2 separate regions of the Homo sapiens genome follow, and region 2 is linked to region 1. The links are chromatin loops, found by intact Hi-C in ENCODE. Cell type or tissue: heart right ventricle. All regions are shown on one strand. Links, peaks and the distances in the headings refer to the core of each region. The heading gives the core; the rest is flanking DNA. Region 1 overlaps GLOD5 (glyoxalase domain containing 5). Region 2 holds the start of PCSK1N (proprotein convertase subtilisin/kexin type 1 inhibitor).

The links. A loop is a pair of places that touch in the nucleus more often than their neighbours do. Peaks named below come from ENCODE experiments on the same cell type or tissue, not always from the same donor. Only the 100,000 strongest peaks of a DNase experiment are listed, where the experiment ranks them.
Region 2: a loop joins it to region 1, with 5 times the contacts of the local background. A loop is called at or near these places in 2 of 110 quality-filtered maps.

Annotation. Positions count from the first base shown.
Region 1 is chrX:48,771,165-48,783,623 of GRCh38, reverse strand. It overlaps GLOD5 (glyoxalase domain containing 5), which reads right to left. Exons shown (of 4, transcript NM_001080489.3): 4 at 9,976-10,314. The coding sequence ends at 10,189. It also overlaps the pseudogene ACAA2P1 and the pseudogene RNU6-29P. Among named protein-coding and RNA genes, the nearest start is that of GATA1, 9.2 kb to the left of the region's middle. RefSeq lists cis regulatory regions at 539-660, 327-827, 307-887 and an enhancer at 232-960. In heart right ventricle, for the core only: no CTCF peak of the experiment used is centred there; no DNase peak of the experiment used is centred there.
Region 2 is chrX:48,828,392-48,840,850 of GRCh38, reverse strand. It overlaps PCSK1N (proprotein convertase subtilisin/kexin type 1 inhibitor), which reads left to right and starts at 5,241. Exons shown (of 3, transcript NM_013271.5): 1 at 5,241-5,432; 2 at 8,510-8,982; 3 at 9,396-9,755. The coding sequence starts at 5,319. The coding sequence ends at 9,591. ERAS (ES cell expressed Ras) reads right to left here. Exons shown (of 2, transcript NM_181532.3): 2 at 10,982-11,770. The coding sequence starts at 11,727. The coding sequence ends at 11,026. RefSeq lists an enhancer at 9,419-9,919. In heart right ventricle, for the core only: no CTCF peak of the experiment used is centred there; no DNase peak of the experiment used is centred there; H3K4me3 peaks cover 577 bases; H3K27me3 peaks cover 4,981 bases.

The DNA of each region.
Region 1 (12,459 bases), core at 4,420-12,419:
CTCCTTGTGGTGCAAGTGTGTATAATTGCCCTCACCTCCAGACTGGTTCTACATAGGTGTGTGGAAATGAAGATGTTCCTCCAGGGCCCTGGGTTCTTGTCTCAACTCTGATTTGCTGTGTGATTTGCTGTGTGATTCCTGGGCCAGACGCCCTCTGAGCCTCAGTTTCTTCATCTGGAAAACGGGTAAAGTCCTAGCCCCCCACGTGGGTAGGAACCACTCAGCACAGGGCCTGCTGGCACACCATAAATGGTGTGCTCTGTAAATGGGAATTATCATCATCATTATTATTATTAGAAGCAGCGGTCGCAACATAGGGAAATCTGTCCTCACAGGGAATGGCAGGCTCGAGGCATGTCTAAGAGCTAAGACAAGGGTTTGGCCGCTGGACTCACCCCATTTCTTCATTTCTGGAGAGCACAGAGCGCTCAGGAAGAGAAGCCAAGGGTGAGGAGTAGGGCGCCCCAGAGCCCTGCCTCCAGCAAGAGCTGGAAACCCCGAGGCTGTGAGGCCAGGCCTCACCCCATTCCCTCCCCCATCCCCGTGGAGGGGGCGCAGGCTCAGAAGTCTGCGGCGACAGTTCAGCCAGCAAGGAGGCAGCTGGGAGTGGGCAGATAAGGGAATCAGTGGGGCCAGATCAGGCTTTGGGGGAGACGAGGGCGGGGGTGGGGTGTCCTGGCCGCGCGTCTTCTCCGTCAGGCCTAAGTTTGAGACTCTTCTTCAATGTCCTCTCTTCTCGGAAGCCTTCCCTGACTGGCTCACTCCCTCCTGGCATCTTCTGGGGTTCTAGAGCCCCTGCTTGGTCCAGGCCCCATGGCATTTGTACTGTTTGTGCCTCTTCTGTACTGTGGAGCCCATCAGGGTGGGGACAGAGCCTGACAGACTGTGGTGTCAAAAGCACCAAGGCAAATGTCAACCAAAGCCTGGTTAAGGAGTCAAGCGTTTGCCCTCAGAAACAAACTGTTGGTTGACTGTTTTAAAAAATGGAAAGTATAAAGGGTGCTGTAACAAGCATCTACTTTTGTCAAACATTAATATTTTGCCTTATTGACTTCAGATTGTTTTTAAAGGATATGCGATATTACAGATGCTCTTGTACTGATTCCATTTCCCTCTCTCCTTCTACTGCCTTGAGCTTGGTGTTTATCTTCCTCATGAGTATTTTTACTCCATCACTCCATATGTTGGTACCCATAAACACCATATGATACCTGGGGTTTTTTTGGCCTGTTTTTGCACTTCATGGAAATGGAAGCACATCATACAGTATGTGCTGCTTTTGCTCAGCATAATGTCTGTGACATTCTTCCACATTGTCGTGTGTATCAATAGTTCATTCTTTTTTTTCTTTTTCTGTTTATTGAGACATAATTCACATACCATAAAATTTGCTCTTAACCATAAAATTCACTCTTAAAATGTATAGCAAAGCGATTAGTATATCACGAGGTTGTGTAACTATCCACTACCTAATTCCAGAACATTTTCATCACCCCCAAAAGGAACCCTATATCTATTAACATACACCCTCCCATTCCATTTCCCTCTCCTCCCATCCCCGGGCCATCACAAATCTCTTTGTCTCTATGAATTTGTCTGTTTTGGACATTTCATATAAATGCAGTCATATAATATGTGGCCTTTTGTAACTGCCTTCTTTTACTTCACATAAGTTTTTTAAGGTTCATTCATATTGTAGCATGTATCAGTACTTCATTCATTTTCATGACTGAATAATATTCCTTTGTATGAAAATACCTACTACATTATAGCTAGGATGCGGTGGCTCACACCTGTAATCTCAGCACTTTGGGAGGTTGAGGTGGGTGGATTGCTTGAGCCCAGGAGTTCGAGACCAGCCTGGGCAGCGTAGCAAGAACACGTGTCTACAAAAAAGAAAAATTAGCCGGGTGTGGTGGTGCATGCCTGTGGTCCCAGCTACTTGGGGGGCTCAGGTGGGAGGATCAGCAAGTTGAGGCTGCAGTGAGCCATGATTGCACCACTGCACTCCAGCCTGGGCAACAGAGTGAGACCCTGTCTCAAAAGATAAAAGGAAAAAGAAATGCCACATTATGCTTATCCATTCACCCATTGATGGACTCTTGGCTATCACAAATAATGCTGCTATGAACATTCATGTGAAAGTTTTTATGTGGACATATGTTTTTCGTTTTCTTGGGTATATAACTAGGAATGGAATTGCGGGGTGATATGGTAATTCTATGTTTAACTTTCTGAGGAACTGCAAGTGTTCTCCACAGCTGCCATATGGGGATTCAAATTTAAATTTAACCACATTCTCTCCAACACTCCTTTCTTTCTTTCTTTCTTTCTTTCTTTTCTTTTCTTTTCTTTTCTTTCTTCTTTCTTTCTTTCTTTCTTTCTTTCTTTCTTTCTTTCTTTCTTTCTTTCTCTCTCTCTCTCTCTCTCTCTTTCTTTCTTTCTTTCTTTTTTCTTTTTTTTCTTTTTTCTTTTGTTTGGCAGGGTCTCACTCTGTTCCCCAGGCTGGAGTACAGTGACATGATCTCTGCTCACTGCAGCCTCAACCTCCTGGGTTCAAGTGATCCTCCCACCTCAACCTCCTGAGTAGCCAGGACTACAGGTGCATGCCATCACACCCAGCTAAATTTTTGTTAATTTTTCGTAGAGATGGGATTTTCGCCACGTTGCCTACGCTAGTCTCAAACTACTGGGCTCAAGCAATCTGCCTGCCTTGGCCTTGCAAAGTGCTGGAATTACAGGCTACCATGCCTGGCCTCCAACACTTTTTATTGTCCCTCTTTTTGATTCTAGCCATCCTACTGGGTGTGGGTGTGAAGTGGTGTCTTGTTATGGTTTTGATTTGCATTTCCCTGTGACCACTGATGTTGAGCATATTTTCATAAACTTGTTGGTCATCTATCTTCTTTTTTTTTTTTTTTTTTTTTTTGAGATGTAGTCTTGCTCTGTCACCCAGGCTGGAGTGCAGTGGCACGATCTTGGCTCACTGCAGCCTCCACCTGCTGGGTTCAAGTGATTATCCTGCCTCAGTCTCCTGAGTAGCTGGGATTACAGGCACCCGCCACCATGCCTGGCTAATTTTTGTATTATTAGGAGAGATGGGGTTTCACTATGTTGGCCAGGCCAGTCTCGAACTCCTGACCACAAGTGATCCATCCGCCTCAGTCTCCCAAAATGCTGGGATTACAGGCATGAGCCACCGTGCCCAGCCCATTTATCTTCTTTGGAGAAGTGTTTATTTAAATCCTTTGCCCATTTTGAATTGGGTTATTTGTCCTTTTATTGTTGAGTAGTAAGAGTTCTTTATGTATTCTGGATACTAGACTCTTTTTAGATATGTGATTTTCAAATATTGTCTTCTGTAGGTTGTCTTTTCACTTTTTTTTTTTTTGAGACAGGTTCTCACTTTGTCACCCAGGCTGCAGTGCAGTGGGGGTGAACGTGGCTCACCGAGGCCTTGACCCCCCAGGCTCAAGTGATCCTCCTGCCTCAGTCCCCCAAGTAGCTGGGACTACAGTTGCATGCCACCGTTCCTGGCTAATTTTTGTATTTTTTGCAGAGATGGGGTTTCACCATGTTGCCTAGGCTGGTCTTGAGCTCCTGGGCTCAAGCAATCCACTCACCTCAGCCTCACAAAGTGGTGAGATTACAGGCGTGAGCCACTGCGTCCAGCCAGAAAGCTTATAGTTTTGATGAACTCCAGTGTGTCTATTTTTCTTTGGCTGCTTATGCTTTAGATGTCACGTCTAAGAAACCATTGCCTAATCCAAGGTCACAAAGACTTAAGCCTGTTTTCTTCTAAAGCAGCGGTCCCCAACTTTTTGGCACCAGGGACCAGTTTCATGGAAGACAATTTTTTTCCACAGAAGTGGGGATGTTTTCAGGATGATTCAAGCGCGTTACATTAGAGTCTCATAAGGAGTGCACAACCTAAATCCCTCGCATGCACAGTTCACAATAGGGTTTGAGCTCCTAAGAGAATCTAATGCTGCAGCTGATTTGACAGGAGGCGGGCTCAGCTTCATGAATGGCAGCAAGCCGCAGCTCACCTCCTGCTGTGTGGCCCAGTTTCTAAGAGACCACAGATGGGTTTGTGGCCTGGAGGTTGGGGACCCCCGTTCTAAAAGTTTTATCGTTTTAGCTCTTACATTTAGGTCTTTGATCTGTTTTGAGTTGTTTTTTGTATATGGTATGAGGAAGGGGTCCCACTTTATTCTTTTGCATGTGGATACTCAGCTGTCTCAGCACCATTTGTTGAAAGGAGCATTCTTTCCCCATTGAATGGTCTTGGTACACTTGTCAAAAATCAATTGCTAGCTGGACACAGTGGCTCACACCTGTAATCCCAGCATTTTGGGAGGCCAACGTGGGAGGATCACTTGAACCCAGGAGTTCAGCCTGTCCAACACATTGAGACCCTGTCTCTACAAAAAGTTTTTTAAAAATTAGCTGAGCACAGTGGTGCATGCCTGTAGTCCCAGCTACTTGGGAGGCTGATGTGGGAGTATCGCTTAGCCCAGGAGTTTGAGGCTGCAGTGAGCTATGTTTGTGACTGGGCAACAGAGCAAGTCCCTGTCTCAAAAAAATCAGTTGCCTATAATGTATGAATTTATTTCTGGACTTTCAATTCTATTTCGTTAATTTATATGTATGTTTTTATGCCAGTAGCACATGGTCTTGATTACTGTAGCTGTATAGTAAGTTTTTAAACTGGAAGGTGTGAGTCCTCTAACTTTGTTTTTCTTTTTCAAGATTGTTGTATTTTGGGCCCCTAGCACTCCCATGTGAATCAGCTTGTCAGTTCTGCAAAGAAGCAAGCTGGGATTCTGATAGGGATTGCATCAAGTCTGTAGATCAATTTGGGGAGTATTGCCATCTTAACACTATAAAGTCTTCCAATCCATGAACATGTGATGTCTTTCCATTTATTTAGGTCTTCTTTAAGTTCTTTCAATAATATTTTATGGTTTTCAGTGTATAAGTCTTACCCTTCTTTCATTCATTTTATTACTAAGTATTTTATTCATTTTGAAGCTATTGTAAATGGAATAGTTTTCTTAATTTCACTTTTGGATTGTTAATTGCTAGCATATATGATACAAAATCTTATATCCTGCAACCTTGCTCTAATGGTTATGCACTAATGGGGCTCTAATGGTTTCGTGGTGGATTCCTTAACATTTTCTATGTATAAGATCATGTCATCTGCATATAGGGATAGTTTTACTTCTTCCTTTCCAATATGGATACGTTTTATTTCTTTTTGTTGCCTAATGCCCCAGGTAGAGCATCCAATACAGTGTTGAAAAGACATGGTAAGAAGGGGCATCCTTGTGTTGTTCCTTTCCAACTTTCACCATTAAGTATGATCTTAGCTGTGGGTTTTTTGTGGATGTCCTTTATCAGGTTGAGGAAGTTCTCTTCTATTCCTAGTTTGTTGAGTGTTTTTATCATGAAGGAATGTTGAATTTTGTCAAATGTTTTTTCTGCATCTCCTGAAAAGATCATGTGGTGTTTGTTCTTTATTATGTTAATATGATGCATTATATTGATTGATTTTCATTAGTTGACCAAACCTTGCATTCTTGGGATAAATCCCACTTGGCCGTGGTGTATAATCCTTTTATATGTTGCTGGATTCTACTTACTTGTATTTTTTTGAGGATTTTTGCATCTATACTTAGATATTGGTCTGTAGTTTTTCTTGTGATATCTTTGTCTAGTTTTCTCATCAGAGTAATGCTGGCCTCATAAGTTCGTTCCCTTTTATTGAAAGTAATATTCCATGGAATGGATATACCACATTTTGTTTAACCACTAATCTGTTGATGAACATTTGCATTGTTTCTAGTTTCTTTCCCTATTATAGCAAATCTGCAATTCATAAACTCATATTCCTCTCTCTGTGCACACCTGTGAAGGAGTTTCTCGGGGGAGGAGGGAGGAAATATCAGAGCATCTACCCATTCATTCATCTACCTACCCACTCACCCATCCACCCATCTGTTCCTTCCTTCCTTCTTCTATTCCTTCATTTTCTCTTTCCTTTCATCCATAAATCATCCATCTTCAGGCATATAATGTCTGGGTCCATGGCAAATTGTCTTTTAGAATGAGGCAGAAAACCCCTTTCCTCTTTTTTTCCACTGCCAGAAAATGCTACAGGTTTTAGGAAAGCCTTTTACTTGCTAAAACTCATATCCTCACACTCCCTCTCTTCGCAGCACTCTTGGGGCTCCTTGGCGGTTCAGTCACAGGGTCTGGCTGAACTACCGTCTGAAGACTATTTAGCGACCAGAGTCCAGAAGACCAGGGGCTCCTTTACTTCAGGAGACTCTCACGCATGCTCCTCCATCCATCACTCCTTCACTCAGGAATCCACACACTTCCCTTCCCACTTGCCTGACTCATCTGTCTGTCCCTTCTCTTGTTTTAGAACCCAAAATGTCCTCAGGCCTCTTCTCTAGCTGACATCCTCTTTTTTGTTGAACTCATCCAGTCCCTATCTTCAAAATATCTCCAGAATCTAACCATTTTAAAAAAATCATCTCCATGCTTGCTTCGGCAGCACATATACTAAAATTGGAACGATACAGAGAAGATTAGCATGGCCCCTGCGCAAGGATGACATGCAAATTCGTGAAGCGTTCCATATTTTTTTGGCAAGGCATGTTGGTTTGCGTGTGGGAATCCCAAAGGAGACCCCAGCTCTCACGATTAATAGGCTCTGTGGTTCTGGTTTTCAGTCCACTGTGAATAGGTGTTAGGAAATTTGTGTTAAAGAAGCTGAAGTTGTTTTATGCGGAGGAACCAAAAGCATGAGCCAAGCTCCCTACTGTGTCAGAAATGTGTGTTTTGGAACCAAGCTTGGATCAGATATCAAGCTGGAAGATTCTTTATGGATAGGATTAACAGATCAGCATGTCCAGCTCCCCATGGCAATGACTGCAGAGAATCTTGCTGTAAAACATAAAATAAGCAGAGAAGAATGTGACAAATACGGCCTGCAGTCACAGCAGAGATGGAAAGCTGCTAATGATGCTGGCTACTTTAATGATGAAATGGCACCAATTGAAGTGAAGACAAAGAAAGGAAAACAGACAATGCAGGTAGATGAGCATGCTGGGCCCCAAACAACCCTGGAATAGTTACAGAAACTTCCTCCAGTATTCAAGAAAGATGGTACTGTCACTGCAGGGAATGCATCGGGGATAGCTGATGGTGCTGGAGCTGTTATCATAGCTAGTGAAGATGCTGTTAAGAACCATAATTTCACACCACTGGCAAGAATTGTGGGCTACTTTGTATCTGTATGTGATCCCTCTATCATGGGTATTGGTCCTGTCCTTGCTATCAGTGGGGCACTGAAGAAAGCAGGACTGAGTCTTAAGGACATGGATTTGGTAGAGGTGAATGAAGCTTTTGCTCCCCAGTACTTGGCTGTTGAGAAGAGTTTGGATCTTGACATAAGTAAAACCAATGTGAATGGAGGAGCCATTGCTTTGGGTCACCCACTGGGAGGATCTGGATTGGTTGATGAATTAAGGCGTCGAGGTGGAAAATATGCCGTTGGATCAGCTTGCATTGGAGGTGGCCAAGGTATTGCTGTCATCATTCAGAGCACAGCCTGAAGAGACCAGTGAGCTCACTGTGACCCACTCTTATTCTACTTGGCCAGGCCACAGTAAAACAAGTGACCTTCAGAGCAGCTGCCACAACTGGCCATGTCCTGCCATTGAAACAGTGATTGAGTTTGTTCAAGCCATGGTGATACAAAAATGCATTGATCATGAATAGGAGCCCATGCTAGAAGTACGGTCTCTCAGATTTGTACCAGTGAAATATGTATTTCTGAACTAAAACTCAACTATAGAAGACATTAAAAGAAATTGTATTCTTGCCAAGTAACCACCACTTCTGCCTTAGATAATATGGTTATAAGGAAATCAAATAAATGTTGCCTTAACTTCAAAAAAAAAATCATCTCCTGGCTGAGTGCGGTGGCTCACGCCTATAGTCCCAGCAGTTTGGGAGGTTGAGGCAGGAGGATTTTTTTTTTTTTTTTTTTGAGACAGAGTCTCCCTCTGTCACCCAGGCTGGAGTGCAGGGAAACGATCTCAGCTCACTGCAAGCTCCGCCTCCCGGGTTCACACCGTTCTCCTGCCTCAGCCTCCCAAGTAGCTGGGACTACAGGCGCCCGCCCCATGCCTGGCTAATTTTTTGTATTTTTAGTAGAGATGGGGTTTCACCGTGTTAGCCAGGATGGTGTTGATTTCCTGACCTCGTTATCTGCCCGTCTCAGCCTCCCAAAGTGCTGGGATTACAGGTGTGAGCCACCGCGCCTGGCAGGAGGATCTCTTGAGGCCAGGAGTTCGACACCAGCCTGAGCAACATAGCGAGACCCCGACTCTACCAAAAAAAACAAAAAACCCAAACAAATAAAAATCACTTCCCCTGTCCCTGCCATCACACTTGCGTGGACCACTGCAGGGGCCTCCCCCTCACTGGTCGCCTGTTTCCACCCTCGCCCTGACAGTCTATTTTCCGCAGTGGCCAGAGGGAGCCTGTTAAATCCTAAATCAGATCACATCCCTCCTCTGCCCACAACCCTCCTTCAGCTGCCTGTCGCTCATAGTAAAAGACAAAGTCCTCGCCCTGGCCTGCCAGACCGCACCCATCTGTACCCCTTGCTTCCCCAACTGGCGTCCTTGCTGTTCCTCACACACAGCAGGCACATTCATGCATCAGGGCCTTTGCACTGGCCGATGCCTCTGCCTGGTGTGCCCTTCCTCCACTGGCCATCTGTGTGGCTCATCCCTCATCTCTTCAGATCTGTGCTCAAGACACTTCTCAGTCACACTTTCCGGGACCGCCTCATTAGACATCAGAAGCTGTCCTAGCAATTTTTTTTTTCAAGTCAGAGTCTCGCTCTGTCACCCAGGAAGGAGTGCAGTGGTGCAATCTCAGCTCACTGCAACCTCTGCCTCCAGGTTCAAGCAATTCTGGTGCCTCAGCCTCCCAAGTAGCTGGGACTACAGGCATGCGCCACCACAGCCAGCTAATTTTTGTATTTTTAGTAGACACGGGGTTTTGCCATGTTGGCCAGGCTGGTCTCAAACTCCTGACCTCAGTGATCCACCTACCTCGGCCTCCCAAAGTGCTGGGATTACAGGCGTGAGCCACTGTGTCCAACCTGCCCCAACAGTTTTTATCTGCATTCCCTCTTTTCCGTGTTTTCTTTTTCTCCAAACCATTTACCAACCTGTAACATACTTAATATTTTACCTACTTAGTTTTATTTATTTTCTTTCTCTCCCACTAGAATGGCAACTCCACCAACAGGGGTATGCTTATCTCCTTTGCTCAATGCTGTCTCTCCAGTGCCTGGAACAGGGCCTGGCACACAGGTGGTTAACATATGTATTTTAGTTGACTGAATGGTGGAGGGGGGGCAGAAACAGGAAATCTGACCTTGTCCCACCTAACCTGCCACAAGCTATGCTTCAATTGAGATGATTTGGCTTATTTCTTTATTTATTTTGTGGAGGTGGGTGGTCTCACTATGTTGCCCAGGCTGGTCTCGAATTCTTTGATCTACTAGATCCAAAGGTAGAAAGTGCTAAATACCCTGAGAGTGAGACTAGAGAAGGCTCTCCTGAAAGAGGTAGTATCACCTGGTGCTGGTCCTGGAAGGTCTGATGGGAATAAGAGATCCTGGGATTCTGCGAGGCCCAGGAATGGAGAAAACAGCAGGCAGCAGCTGGAGGAGTGAGAAAAGTTAGGAAAGGATGAAGACAATGGCATCACTGACAAGGAGAAATCTGTCAGGGGCCTTGAATCCCGAGGTGATGACCCTAGATTCGGTGCTCAGAGGCGTCATACCCTGGTCATAGGCCTCCGACCGAACAGCTCAGAGATCTCACACCCTACATAAACACCCATGCATGGCGCCAATACAGTAACGAAGACCCCGTATTCATTGAGAGGTTATGCATTTATTAGGCCAACTTTGATGACATACAGACATGTAGGTTTGGTCCCAAACCTGTCTTGGGTCCCCCCTCAGCAGGATGTGTGAAGTGCCTAAGTCCTCAGTCTTTGGAGATCTCTGGGCCTGGGTGGGGGTTTGCAGGAAGGAAAGGAGAGGGCGACATCAAGGGGGACAGAATGGAGGAGGTCCAGCCTCCATCACGAGGAGATGTAGTTGGACACCTCAATCAGATTTCTGTCGGGGTCTCGGAAGTAGATGGACATGATAGGCCCTTTTGCCCCTGTTCTGGGGACTGGCCCCTCCTCAATAGGGACATCACAAGCCTGAAGTGGGAAGAAAAGACAAAAGTCGTTCGTCAAAATGTGTGTGTGAGACCAAAATTTAATGCCTTTTTTTTTTTTTTGTGACAGAGTCTCGCTCCGTCACCCAGGCTGGAGTGCAGTGGTGAGATCTCAGCTCACTGCAACCTCCGCTGCCTCCTAGGCTCAAGCAATTCTCCCACCTCAGCCTCCTGAGTAGCTGGGATTACAGGCGCATGCCACCATGCCCAGCTATTTTTCATAGAGACGAGGTCTTGCTGTGCTGCCCAGGCTGGTCTCGAACTCCTGACCTCAAGTGATCCGCCCGCCTCAGCCTCCTAAAGTGCTGGAATTATAGGCATGAACCACTGCGCCTGGCCTGTAAAATTTAATTCCTTATAGTGGCCTAGAAGACCTTAGAACACCGCTGTATCTTTCTGACCTCATCTCCTACCATCCTCCCCTCCATCACTCCGTTCCAGCCACTTATCAGCTAGATGGCCTTGGGCACAGTACCTAACTACCCTGTACCTCGATCTCCTCATCTGTAAAATGGGAAGGATAATAGTACCTAGTATTATCTAGTAAATGGCAGAACCAGAATTCGAACCTAGGCAGTCTGGGTCAACGACCATACTCTTAACCCCTATGCTTCACCCATTTTACTTCCAAACCAGTCTTTTTCACTGACACTTCCCAAAGAAGGAGTCTAGGTTATTTGCACAGAATATATATAAGACCTCAATCCGTGTTCTGCAAAAGGGAAACTAAAACCCCTTTTATTTATTTATTGTAGAGATGGGGCCTTGCTCTGTCACACTGACTAGAATGGAGTGGTGCGATCACAGCTCACTACAGCCTCAACCTGGGCTCAAACGATCCTCCCACCTCTTAGCCTCCCAAGTAGCTGAGACTACAGGCACACACCGCCACGTCTGGCTAATTTTTTTTTGTATTTTATGTAGACACAGGGTCTCGCCATGTTACCCAGGCTGGTCTCAAATTCCTGGGTTCAAGTGATCCTCCCTCCTTGGCCTCCTAAAGCACTGGGATTACAGGCATGAGCCACTGTGCCCCAGCCTTATTTTAATTTTTTAGAGACAGGGTCTTGCTGTATCACCCAGGCTGGAGTGCAGTGGCGTGATCATAGCTCACTGTAGCCTCCACCTCCTGGGCTCAAGTGATCCTCCCACTTCACCCTCTTGAATAGCTAGGATTACGGGCATGCACTACCATGCCTGGCTACTCTGTTTATTTTTTTTAAGAGATGGGATCTCACTATGTTGCCCAGGCTGGTCTGGAACTCCTGGCCCAAATGATCCTGCCACCTCAGCCTCCCAAAGTGCTGGGATTACAGGCGTGAGTGACCGTGCCCAACCAATGCCTCTTCTAGATGACATCATTTTAAGTATTACAGAGACACTGGATTAAATAACAACAAATCAGAAATTATTCCCTCTCCAATCTTCTTTCAGTCCTTCTTTTTACACATAGAAGGTGGATGCTAACAAGTTCTTAGTATCTCTTTAACCACCTGCCATATCTCCCTTTGTAATGTCAGGGCCAGGGAGTACAGGGAACGGAAGTGGCTAGAATCTAATGACATTGTTATGCTTTCATAGCTGTTGGTTTTTACAGTTACTTTTCCTTTATGCCAAGATATAATGGGTTTTTCATGTACTTGGATGAACGTTTTCTTTTTATATAAATGTATTTAGGGCTGGGCACGTGGCTCATGCCTGTAATGGCCAGCACTTTGGGAGGCCGAGGTGGGCGGAGCACTTGAGGTCAGGAGTTTGAGACCAGCCTGGCCAACGTGGTGAAACCCTGTCTCTACTAAAACTACAAAAATTAGCCAGGTGTGGTGGCACGCACCTGTAGTACCAGCAACTTGGGAGGCTGAGGCAGGAGAATCGCTTGAACCCAGGAGGTGGAGGTTGCAGTGAGCCGAGATCAAGCCACTATACTACAGCCTGGGTAACAGAGCAAGACTCTGTCTCAAAAAAAAAAAAAAAAAGTATTTCAGTGCATAAATGTAGGTTTGTTTGTTTGTTTGTTTGTTTTACAATGGGAACGCACAGTTTCCTTTTTAAACACATTTATTTACATGAAAGAATTGTCAGTCAAAATAGTACATAACTGTGTGCAGACATTATCTGGTTGTGGTAA
Region 2 (12,459 bases), core at 2,105-10,104, 60 kb before region 1:
TTGCAGCAATGGCTAGTGATGTGTGAAGGGGAAGCAATAATGTTTCATAGGCTACGCCTTGGCTCCTGGATCTAATCGAAAACTAAAGTAAATAACAGGCCTCCAAAGAGTCCCAGGTAATTGAGGCAATAGTCCTGATACTTGTTTAGACATATCATCAACAAAAAGGGAAGCGGGCATCTAGAATCCTGGAAACACATCTTTTTGTAGACAGTTCTTATACCAGGATTTGTGCTTGATTGTGTCATAATTATGGTTCTTTTAAACACAAAAAGTCTATAATCATTAAAATACACTTATGAGAACATATTTTACTTTTGCAGAATTAGCATAGAAAGATAAGTTTTCTTTTTGATTTGTCAGTTTTTTAAAAATCTGTTTAATAAGCCAAAGAGCACTTATAAGAATTTTGAATTAATTCACATGTGAAGCATTCTAGATAAACCTAATTACTTCTCTTGCCCTTCCTTTTATAAGGTGAAGGAGAAATCTTTAGATTACCTAATAACCATTTAATTTAATTTAATTTAATTTGTTTTTGAGACAGTCTTGCTCTGTCTCCCAGGCTGGGGTGCAGTGGCGTAATTATGGCTCACTGCAGCCTTGACCTCTGGGGCCCAAACAATGCTCCCACCTTAGTCTCCCAGAGTGCTGAGATTACAGGCGTGAGCCACCATGCCCAGCCCTAATAATCATTTTAATAAGCCCCAAAATAGTTTATATAGAAAAGACATCTAACCAATTTTATTCTGAATTTGGGAAAATCAGAATTACAAAGAGTTGTTAGAGGAGTCAAAATATTTCATAAATACCTAAGCACAAGAAATATTTATAATTACTGCAGAATCATAAAGCAATAAACAACGTTTATTAGAAACTTTTTTCAAAAATAAGTACTTACTGGGCGTAGTGGCCCACGCCTGTAATCTTAGCACTTTAGGAGGCTGAGGCCAGCAGATAGATGACTTGAGCCCAGGAGTTGGAGACCAGCCTGGCCAACATGACGAAACCTCATCTCTACTAAAAGTACCAAAATTAGCTGGGCGTGGTGGCACGTGCCTGTAGTCCCAGCTACTGGGGAGGCTGGGGCAGGAGACTTTCTTGAACCCAGGAGGCGTAGGTTGCATTGAGCCCAGATCGCGCCACTGCACTCCAGCCCGGGTGACGGAGTGAGACCGTCTCAAAAAAAAAAAAAGGTAAAGAAGGACTCTTTTAAAAAATGGTTTAAGTGGCCGGGCGCGGTGGCTCACGCTTATGATCCCAGCACTTTGGGAGGCTGAGGCGGGCGGATCGCTTGAGGTCAGGAGTTGGAGACCAGCCTGGCCAACATAGCAAAACCCCATCTCTACTAAAAATACAGACATTAGCTGGTCATGGTGGCACACGCCTGTAATCCCAGCTACTCGGGAGGCTGAGGCAGGAGAATCGCTTGAACCCGGGAGGCAGAGTTTGCATTGAGCCGAGATCATGCCACTGCACTCCATACTGGGCAACAGAGTGAAACTCTGTCTCAAACAACAACAACAACAACAACAAAAAAAGATTTAAGAATATGTCGAAAAGCACAGAGAGATAGATTATTTTTGATGACAAAAGAAACCTCCACTGAACTAGGAAAACAATAATTTAGTTATTTCATAGTAAAAGGACACAAATTCTAATTTTACATCTTTTGTACATTATTCATGTAATAATTTCCAGTAGAGAATTTATTAATATAAGTATATGTATGTAGTTAGTTATACATGGAAATATAAATCTACAGATACAGGCCTGGCATGGTGACTCACACCTGTAATCCCAGCATTTTGGGAGGCTGAGGCAGGCAGATCACTTGAGGTCAGGAGTTTCAGACCAGCCTGGGCAACATGGCAAAAACCCCATCTCTACAAAAAATACAAAAATTAGCCAGATGTGGTGGCGTGCACCTGTAGTCCCAGCTGCTCGGGAGGCTGAGGCATGAAAATCACTTGAACACAAGGGGAGTAGGTTGCAGTGAGCTGAGATGGCACCACAGCACTCCAGCCTTGGTGACAAAGCGAGACTCTGTCTCGAAGTCAGTCAATCTACACATAGTCAATAAATTAAAAAATTTTCCACAGTTTCAAAATACAATTAACTTAGTATGATAAATAAAATTATGTATGTATTAATTATAATATTACCATTAATAAGCTGTAATAACTTTTTATTTTTATTTCTTAATTTTTGTAGTCTTTTGTCCTCGCCCCTATAACTTTTCAATAAACAAATAAAACTCATATCCATTTTCATGTATACATATTTGTATTTATCTGTAATTCTTTTTACCTAGGATAATCAACCATGCATATCAAATGTTTTTAATCTTTAATTCCTTTTTTTGAGACAGAGTCTTGCTCTGTCGCCCGGCTGGAGTGCAGTGGCGCGATCTCGGCTAACTACAACCTCCGCCTCCCGGGCTCAAGCGATTCTCCTGCTTCAGCCTCCCGAGTAGCTGGGATTACAGGCGCCTGCTGCCATGCCAGCTAATTTTTGTATTTTTAGTAGAGACGAGGTTTCACCATGTTGGCCAGGATAGTCTGGATCTCTTGACCTCGTGATCCACCTGCCTCAGCCTCCCAAAGTGGTGGGATTACAGGCGTGAGCCACCATGCCCGGCCCCTTAATCTTTAATTTTTATAAGTACATGGTGTGTATATTTATGGGATACATGAGATTTTTTTTTTTTGAGACGGAGTCTCTCCCTGTTGCTCAGGAGTGCAGTGGTGCGATCTCTGCTCACTGCAACCCATACCTCCCAGGTTCCAGCGATTCTCCTGAGTAGCTGAGATTACAGGCATGCACCACCACGCCCTGCTAATTTTTATATTTTTAGTAGAGATGGAGTTTCGCCATGTTGGCTAGGCTGGTCTCGAACTTCTGGCCTCAAGTAATCCGCCTGCCTCGGCCTCCCAAAGTGCTGGGATTACAGCACCACACCCGGCCTCACTTCATTCCTTTTTATGGCTGAATAATATTCAATGATATGGAGAAACCTCATTTTACTTATCTGTTCATCTATTGATGAACATTTGGGTTGTTTCCACTTTTTGCTATTATAAATAATGCTGCTTTGAACATTTGTGTACAAATTTTTGCATGGACTCTTATATACATTTAAAAATATGGCCAGGTGTGGTGGCTCATGCCTGTAATCCCAGCACTTTGGGAGGCCAAGGTGGGTGGATCACTTGAACCCAGGAGTTCAAGAGCAGCCTGGGCAACATGGTGAAACCCATCTCTACAGAAAAATGCAAAAATTAGCTGGGCATGGTGGGGAACACCTGTAGTCCCAGCAAGTCGGAAGGCTGAGGTGGGAGGATTGCTTGAGCCTGGGAAGTGGAGGTTGCAGTGAGCCGTGATTTCACCACTGCATTCCAGCCTGGGTGACAGAGTGAGACCCTGTCTCAAAACACAAATAAACAAACCAAAACAAATTTTATTACACATTTTATTACAGAAGGAGTAGGATTAAAAATAAAACAAAATAAAAAGTACATTTAATTGATTTTCTTTAAAATATTCAGCTGGGGTTTAAATTGAAATTACATAGAAATTATATATTAGTTTGGATAGACTTGACATCTTTATAAAATGAAATTGCCTCATCCAGGAACATGTATTGTGTCTTCATTTATTCAGATGATCTTTTTTTGTTTTTGAGACGGAGTCTTGCTCTGTCGCCCAGGCTGGAATGCAGTGGCACCATCTCAGCTCACTGCAACCTCTGCCTCTCAGGTTCAAGCAGTTCTCCTCCTCCTCAGCCTCCTGAGTAGCTGAGATTACAGGCGCGTGTCACCATGCCTGGCTAATTTTTGTATTTTCAGTAGAGATGGGGTTTCACCATGTTGGCCAGGCTGGTCTCAAACTCCTGACCTCAGGTGATACACCCACTTCGGCCTCCCAAAGTGCTGGGATTACGAGCATGAGCCACCGCGCCTGGCCTATTGTAATTTTTTTTTTTCAGACAACAGAAAAGTATAAAGGAGAAAGTAACAAACCATTAGTTACCTCCCCAGAGATAACCATTGATGACATTTCCTCCCCAACATTTTTCCCCCTATGGATACACATACATTTTTTCAAGATCTTGTTTCCTTTGATATGTCATTTTAGTGGCTTGAACTTATTTCTGGAACAATATATGGGTAAAGTCTATGCATATATGTATCTATGTATATATCTATCTATGGAAAACAAGTAGATATAGACAGTAAAATAAAGACAGAGACAAGACAGCGGTTGGAGAGATGAAAGGAGAGAAAGTCATAGACAAGGAGAGACATATGGGGAGAGGAAGACACAGAGAGAGCTGTGGGCACATAAGGGCAGAAAGATAAACACAGAGAGCCATGGAGAGATGAAAGTATTGGGCTGGGGCCAGGCATGGTGGCTCAACGCCTGTAATCCCAGCACTTTGGGAGGCCGAGGAGGGCCGATTGCTTGAGCTCAGAAGTTGGAGACCAACCTGGCAACATGACGAAACCCCATCTCTACAAAAATACAAAAATTAGCCAGGCGTGGTGGTGGGCACCTGTAGTCCCAGCTACTTGGCAGGCTGAGGCATGAGAATTGGTTGAACCCTGGAGGTGGAGATTGCAGTGAGCTGAGATCCGGCCACTGTCCTCCAGCCTGGAGGACACAGCGAGACACTGTCAGAAAAAAAAAAACACAAAGAGACAAGGAGAGGATGGAAAGGAGCATTTATGGAGCTCCTACTGAATGTCATTCTAAACCTCCAAGGTCACTTTGAGGGAGGCTGTCAGTAGTAACCCCTTTACGCCGCTGAGAGCCTGAGCCTTAGAATGGCCAACTGAGCTGTCCATGGTCACATCACCTAGATTGAACCCATCTCCCTGGCGCGGGCCGGGCCCACTGCGGGTGATCCATTAACTATTTATCTAATGAACAAACTAAAGTCCATCTCCTCCCCCAGGAAGAGAGATGAGGACCAGACCCCCATTCCACTCCACTGAGTCAATTTTTCTTGCCTGTTTTCCTGTCTACTAAGGTAACAGTAAGGTCGGTTGCCCCAGCAACTGCCCTCCGACTGCCATGGCAACCGCCAGCTCTCCACCTTGCCCTTTGGGCATCTCCATGGCGACGGGAGGTCTGGTGGGGCTGCCAGCTCCCCAGGCTGCGCCTGCGTCGGTCGGGTGGGTGGGGTGGGGGCGGGGGGGGGGGGGCCTGGTTCCGGGCGTGCGCAGCCGCAGAGCGCCGCAGCCTCGCCAGCTCGCCCCGGCACTGCGCACTTGCCAGCCAGTCCGCCCGTCCGGAGCCCGGCTCGCTGGGGCAGCATGGCGGGGTCGCCGCTGCTCTGGGGGCCGCGGGCCGGGGGCGTCGGCCTTTTGGTGCTGCTGCTGCTCGGCCTGTTTCGGCCGCCCCCCGCGCTCTGCGCGCGGCCGGTAAAGGTGCGACCCCAGTCCGGCGAGGGGTGGGGGTTGGGGGAGGATGCCACCGGCGAGGGTTGGGGTTGGGGCTGCGCCGCCTCACCCCCGCCCGAGCCGGCTCCCGGGACGTGCGGAGAGATCGACGAGGGTGGCCCGGGCTCCGGCCGCCGGTCCGCGCCCAGGCCACGCCGGCACACCTGAGACCTGACTTGGTCTCTGCCTGTGCGGGTGGCGTTGTCCGGGGCGCCGCCGGTAACCGTGCCCTGCCCACCTCTCCGTGCCCGGTGCCTGTGACGCTGTCCACGGCACTAAGGCGCTTTAAGAAAGGGCGCGCGCGCATCAGTGTGTGTGCGTGTGATGTGAGGAGAGCGGTGTGGAGGTGTCGTGTCCTTGAAAGTGTGTGTTCTTTGGTTTGAGCGCTTCCAAGTGTCCTAGAAAGGTGCCGTGGTGCGTCTGGGTGTGTAGTGTGTGTGATACCGGGATACTTCTGTGCGCGATTCTTTTGTGCGTCCGATTGTTTTCTCAGTGACACCGTGTGGATATTTGTGAATCCTTATTATGTGTGTTGGCTTGGCCTATGGGCGTGTCTCTCTCTCTCTCTCTCTGTCTCTCTCTCTCTGTGTGTGTGTGTGTGTGTGTGTGTGTGTGTGTGTGTGTGTGATTTCGTTTGTGTTTGAGAGGGAATGGTCTTCGCATCTCCGTGTGCACATTCCATAGTGGTTCTGTTGGACCAAGTGCCTGGGATTTCGTTTGCGTGTTCCTGAGACTGTTTCTCTCCGTTTCTTTGTGGAGCTGTGTCATCCTGAGGAGAGGAGCCATGATGTCTCTCTGCTGCATTGTGTCTTTAAGGATGGTGCATGTCCTTGCACCTGGGTGGCTTGGCGATTGTAACTGCAGGAGCAGCTGCGGATGTGAACGTGTGCAGGTCCTTGCATGTGGCTGTGGCAGTGTTGGGCTGTATATGTGACATCTCCAGGCCTGTCAGTCCTCATGAGTGTGTGTGAGGCTGTGATTGCTGGTGAGTGTGATACCCCGGGGTGACTGAGGAGTGGTGGGCGCCAGCAAGGGCACTTGGAGAGGCATCCTCCTCTAGCTCTTCAATACTGTCTGCATCAAAGATGGGAATTAAAAAAAACTGTTACCTTATATCCGTGTAACAATGTGTTTAATATATATGTACAATGTAAAGAATGATGACAAAATAACTCTCTCGTGTAGCAGTCACTCAGCTTAATAAATAGAGCCTGACCAAGAGTTAGAAGCCCCTGCGTGCCCCTCGCCATGGCAGCCCCTGTCCCCACACAGTCCTTATTCTGTATTTTCTGTCCATTGATCCCTTACTTTTGTTTGTAGCTTATCACATATGTGTAGCTCTCAAAAAAAATCCATTGTTTAGTTTTTCCTGCTTTTGAACATCATTGAAACGGAATCATACTGGGTGACTGGTTCCTCGTAGTCACTAGGGGTCACTAGGAAGTCCTCAGGGTGTCTAGTAGTCTCAGGCAGTCTGCAGTGAAATTCTGGAACTTGACGTTTTTTTTTCCCTTGGCTCTATTCTGGTCACGAGATTCATCCAAGTTGATGCATGTGGCTGTAATTCATTTATTTTTATTGCTGCATAATATTACATCCTATGAGGACATCATGATTTATATATGTATTCTCAATTTGTCAGTGGACATTGGACTGTTTCCAGGCTTTTCTTTCTCCCCCGCCCTTTTATGCTATTACGAACAGTGCTGCTGTCATCTTTCACGAACTTGTGACCAGTAGCGTATGTGCCAAAGCTGCTCTGGGGAGTGACATCCCAGGAGTGGGTCATAGGATATGTGCATCTTTTTAGATATTGTCAAACCGCTCTGCAAAATTACTTTGCCAGTTTAATTCTCACCAGCATAGTATGAGAGTTCCCATTTTTCTGCATTCATATCAACACTTCATATTATCAGACTTTTTGATTTGGGTCAATCTTTTGGTTATATTATGCATAGTATCTCCCTGGCATTTTAATTTGCTTTCCCCTGATTACTAATGAGGTTTTTAATTTTATTTTATGTTTGTTAGAGACAGGGTCTTCCTCTGTCATGCACGCTGGAGTGCAGTGGTGCGATCTGGGCTCACTGCAACCTTGAGCTTCTGGACTCAGGTGATCCTCCCACCTCATCTTCCCAAGTAGCTGGGACTATGGGCTTGTGCCCCGCTCATTTTTTTTGGTTTTATTTTTTGTAGAGACAGGGTCTCGCCATTTTGACCAGGCTGGTCTCAAACTCCTGGCCTCAAGCGATCTTCCTGCCTTGGCCTCCCAAAGTGCTGGGATTACAGGCATGAACCACTACACGTGGCCCAATTTTTCATATGTTTAGTAATCATTTTTGTGAAATAGGCGATCATGTATTTTTTCTATTTCTGTATGAGTTTGTTTTTCTCTTACTACTTTTTAGGAATTCTCTGTATCTTCTGTGTACTACTCTTTCATTGACTATTTGTGTTGCAGGCATCACTCCTTTTAAACATATTTATATGTGGCCTGTATGTTTCTTTTCCAAACCTTCACAGTCATTTTTATGATCTTTTATTCCTTGCTCAGATTATTGGTACCCTCTTTTATTTCTTTAAACTTGTGGAAATTGTTTGAAAACTGCTTGAACTGAAAATTTGTCATTGGGTAATTTATTCTACAGATGAACTTGTACACATGCCAAATGATATATGAACAAGTTTATTCATATAGTTCCTATTGTCCACAATATTAAATATGGAAAAATCTATAACTGTCATATCTACCATCACTACTCTTATGAAGAAACTCGGTCTCCAGGAGTGGGGGTGGGGAGGGAGGAATTATGAGAGTCACCAAGGGATCACTGGCGCGCTGTGGGGTGGGGGTGGGGGGTGTCTGGGGATCTTTGGTGGTCTTAAGTGCGTCTGGAGATATTTGGTGGTTTCCAGTGGCCTTAGGGGTGTCCGGGTATATTTGGATGGTCACGGTGCTTTTGGTGGCATCTGGGATGTTTGAGGCCTACGAAGCTTCCCGGGCTGGGGGTCCCTGTCTCGACGGACGCTGACAAACTCTTTTCCCCCACCTCATTTTCCCGCAGGAGCCCCGCGGCCTAAGCGCAGCGTCTCCGCCCTTGGCTGAGACTGGCGCTCCTCGCCGCTTCCGGCGGTCAGTGCCCCGAGGTGAGGCGGCGGGGGCGGTGCAGGAGCTGGCGCGGGCGCTGGCGCATCTGCTGGAGGCCGAACGTCAGGAGCGGGCGCGGGCCGAGGCGCAGGAGGCTGAGGATCAGCAGGCGCGCGTCCTGGCGCAGCTGCTGCGCGTCTGGGGCGCCCCCCGCAACTCTGATCCGGCTCTGGGCCTGGACGACGACCCCGACGCGCCTGCAGCGCAGCTCGCTCGCGCTCTGCTCCGCGCCCGCCTTGACCCTGCCGCCCTAGCAGCCCAGCTTGTCCCCGCGCCCGTCCCCGCCGCGGCGCTCCGACCCCGGCCCCCGGTCTACGACGACGGCCCCGCGGGCCCGGATGCTGAGGAGGCAGGCGACGAGACACCCGACGTGGACCCCGAGCTGTTGAGGTGCCCGGCAGGGGGTGGGGAGGGGTCGGGCGCCTGCGTCCGGAGAGGACGAGGGCGAGGAACTGGGAAGCCTGCTTACCCCGTGGAGTGCGAACCCCTAAGTCCTGGGGCCTAAGAGGGAGTGAGGTCCTGGATCCAGGGAGTCCAGGCAAGGATGCCTGGCTGACTCAGTGGGGGAAGTGGACCCCAGGTCCTGGGAAGGGGAGAGGGAGGCGGGGAAGCCACAGTTTTCTGGGATGAAAGGCGATGACGGCTGTCTACTGAAAGCAGTGGGCTGAGGACGCCTTCTTGGGGAGGGAACCGTGTCCCCAGGCAGTATGTGGTTGTGGATCCTGCGTTCTGGGCCCCGAGCGTGGGGCGGGGGAACGCCCCACCGCGGACACCGCCTCACTGCTTTGCGCTCGGCCCTGCAGGTACTTGCTGGGACGGATTCTTGCGGGAAGCGCGGACTCCGAGGGGGTGGCAGCCCCGCGCCGCCTCCGCCGTGCCGCCGACCACGATGTGGGCTCTGAGCTGCCCCCTGAGGGCGTGCTGGGGGCGCTGCTGCGTGTGAAACGCCTAGAGACCCCGGCGCCCCAGGTGCCTGCACGCCGCCTCTTGCCACCCTGAGCACTGCCCGGATCCCGTGCACCCTGGGACCCAGAAGTGCCCCCGCCATCCCGCCACCAGGACTGCTCCCCGCCAGCACGTCCAGAGCAACTTACCCCGGCCAGCCAGCCCTCTCACCCGAGGATCCCTACCCCCTGGCCCCACAATAAACATGATCTGAAGCAGCTCTGTGCTTGTCTGTGTGAGTGGCAGTTTCTAGGGGCTGGTGGTTCCCCGCGGTGGTGGTTGCCCTTAGACCAGGAGAGAGGAGACTCTACCCTGGGTCCTGCACTTTAGAGCAATCACCTGCTCAGTCTATGTCTCTCCTAGGGGTGGAGGGGAAGACATCCACATGGACAATCGCGGATCTTGTGTCCCCCTTTTAGGCCTCACTTGGGTATGGGGATCCCAGGCTTTGAGGCCACTTTCAGGGCCTGCACCATCATCTTCCAAGGGACCATCCTCCTGAGGGCCAAGGGGTGGCTTTGTGGGGCACGTGAGTAGAGCTTGAGGTGCTGGCTGGGATGTCGCAGGCACACATGAACACCTCCTGATGTGGGGAAGAGAAAAGGAGAGAGCGGAGAGAAAGGGAGAGGGCACTGAGGGTCGGGAGGCCCCAGTACAGGCACACTCTTTGGCAGACAGGCACATTCTGGCAGGGAACTCTGAGAAGGCTGAGAAATTGGAGCCTGGGTATCCAGGTCACTAATAAAGTGTATTTGCCAAAGTAGGATAGGGTGTATTTCATTTACTTTGTAAAGCTTGATTCGTAATGTCTGAACGTTTACATATTTAGTTATGTAGTGTAGAGGCCTACCTGTACTCTTGCTCCAGGCCCTGGATATACTGAGGGTTGCTGTGGTGGCAGCTGATTTGTGGCCATGGTCTTTGCACTGGCTAGTCCCTCTGCCTCTGGATATCTTCAGGTTTTTGTCCAGATGTCACCTACTCTCAAGAAGGCTTTCCTGGACCTGTCACCCTATTCCTTCACCTGCCTTTAACACGTAGCCTTTATCACTATCTAGCCTGATGCCATATCTATAAGGGCAAGGATTTTTAAGTGTCTTGTTTGCCTCTACCTCCCTTATATATAAAGCGGAGCCTAGCACACAGTGGGCTCCCCCTGAATTTCTTGAATGAAAGAATTCTCACAACTCAAGTAACATTCTACCCAGTCTCACTCCCACCCACACAACACTCGGCATGGAGGCAGCTTTGAAACCCAAAACACCATTTATTTAATTTTGCACAAAATCTTTCAACTTGACATAACAAAAGCAACATTAGGCACTCCCATGTTACCAAAAAGCCCCTCACCAAGTGAAAACAAGAGAGATGTCCATCTTTCCCTAGTATACCTGATGTGTCCCTCAAAGCTAGTTGCCTCAGGGGTCTCATGTCAAATGAACAATCACCCTGGCCTGGGGAAAGGTCTACATTTCTTGGCCAAGACCTTCAGGCCACAGAGCAGCCACAGTGGCAGGTGGCCTTCTGGTGCCGGGTCTTCTCCCTACAGGACCTTGCCATGGGCTCCTTCGCCATGGCCTCCTGGACCCTCTGGATCTCATGGACCAGCAGGGAAAAGGCCTCCTCCACGCCTTGCCGTGTTTTGGCCGAGGTCTCCACGAAGTGGGCCCCCCAGCTGTGTGCGAGGGCTGCAGCAGCGGCATGAGCATCTCCAGCAGTGGTCACAAGGTCACACTTGTTGCCCACGAGGACAAGGGGCTGGGCGGGGTGAGGGCCCCAGGTGGCCCATATCTGCTGCAGCTGGATCAGAGACGAGGGGTCATCGAGAGCGAAGACGCCCAGCACACCATCACAGACAGCCAGGCACTGGTCACGCAGGGCCCTATGGATGGCCTGCCCTGCTGTGTCCAGCACATTCAGAATGCAGTCCCCACTGTCCAGGGTCAACTCCTTCCAGTAGGAATCCTGGATGGTGGGGTCGTGGTCCTCCACGAAGCACTGGTGGTTCAGCTGGATGGTCAGCGCACTCTTGCCCACGCCACTGGCGCCCACCACCACAGCCTTGTACTCAGGCAGCTGCCTGCCAACATCCCTGCGGCGTGCCTGAGCCCGGTGGGTTTCCCCCTGGAAGGAAGGGCTCCATGTGGCCAGGCCCAGGTCGAAGGTGCCAGGCTTTGTTGGCAGCTCCATGACCCCAGCAGGCAGCTCAGGGAAGAGACGTGGGCAGCAGGCTCTGCAAGTGGGAAGAGAAGAAGCAAGACAACAGGGGATACGTTAGGGGAGACCATTTGAGGGCAAGGAGACAGTGGGGTGTCATTATTTCAACATTTATTGAATGCCTATTGTGTGCTGATCACCTTCCAATTTGCATGCTATATATATATGATTTATGTTGTTTTCTCCCTGTCCCACGTCCCCCCATCTCTCCTTCCCTCCTCACGCGAATCAACAACTGTGAAGGCTGGATTTCCCAAACAGCTTTATTGAGATGTAATTTACATCCCATCAAGTTCAGCCAGCTAGTGTCCAATTTAACGGGTTTTAGCATATTCACGAAGTTGTGCAACTATCACCATAAGTAAATTTTAGAACATTTTCCTCACCCAGAAAAGAATCCCCATGCCCATTAGCAGTTCCTCCCCATGACAGAGGGAGGGCAGGATTTTGCCGGTTTTGGTCACCATTGAACCCTAGCCCAGCACAGTGCCTGCCAGACAGTAGGGACCCAACATTCCCACCCCCAGAAGGTTTATGTTCTAAAAGGCAGAGGCAGATAATATAATAAACCAAATAAATATGTAAATCACGTGGTCTGTTAGCCATTATCATTAGAATGTAGTCTTTATTAATTATTCAACATACATTTATTGGGAACCTACTGTGTGGCAAGGACATGGAGTTGGGCAATAAATAGACAACAAA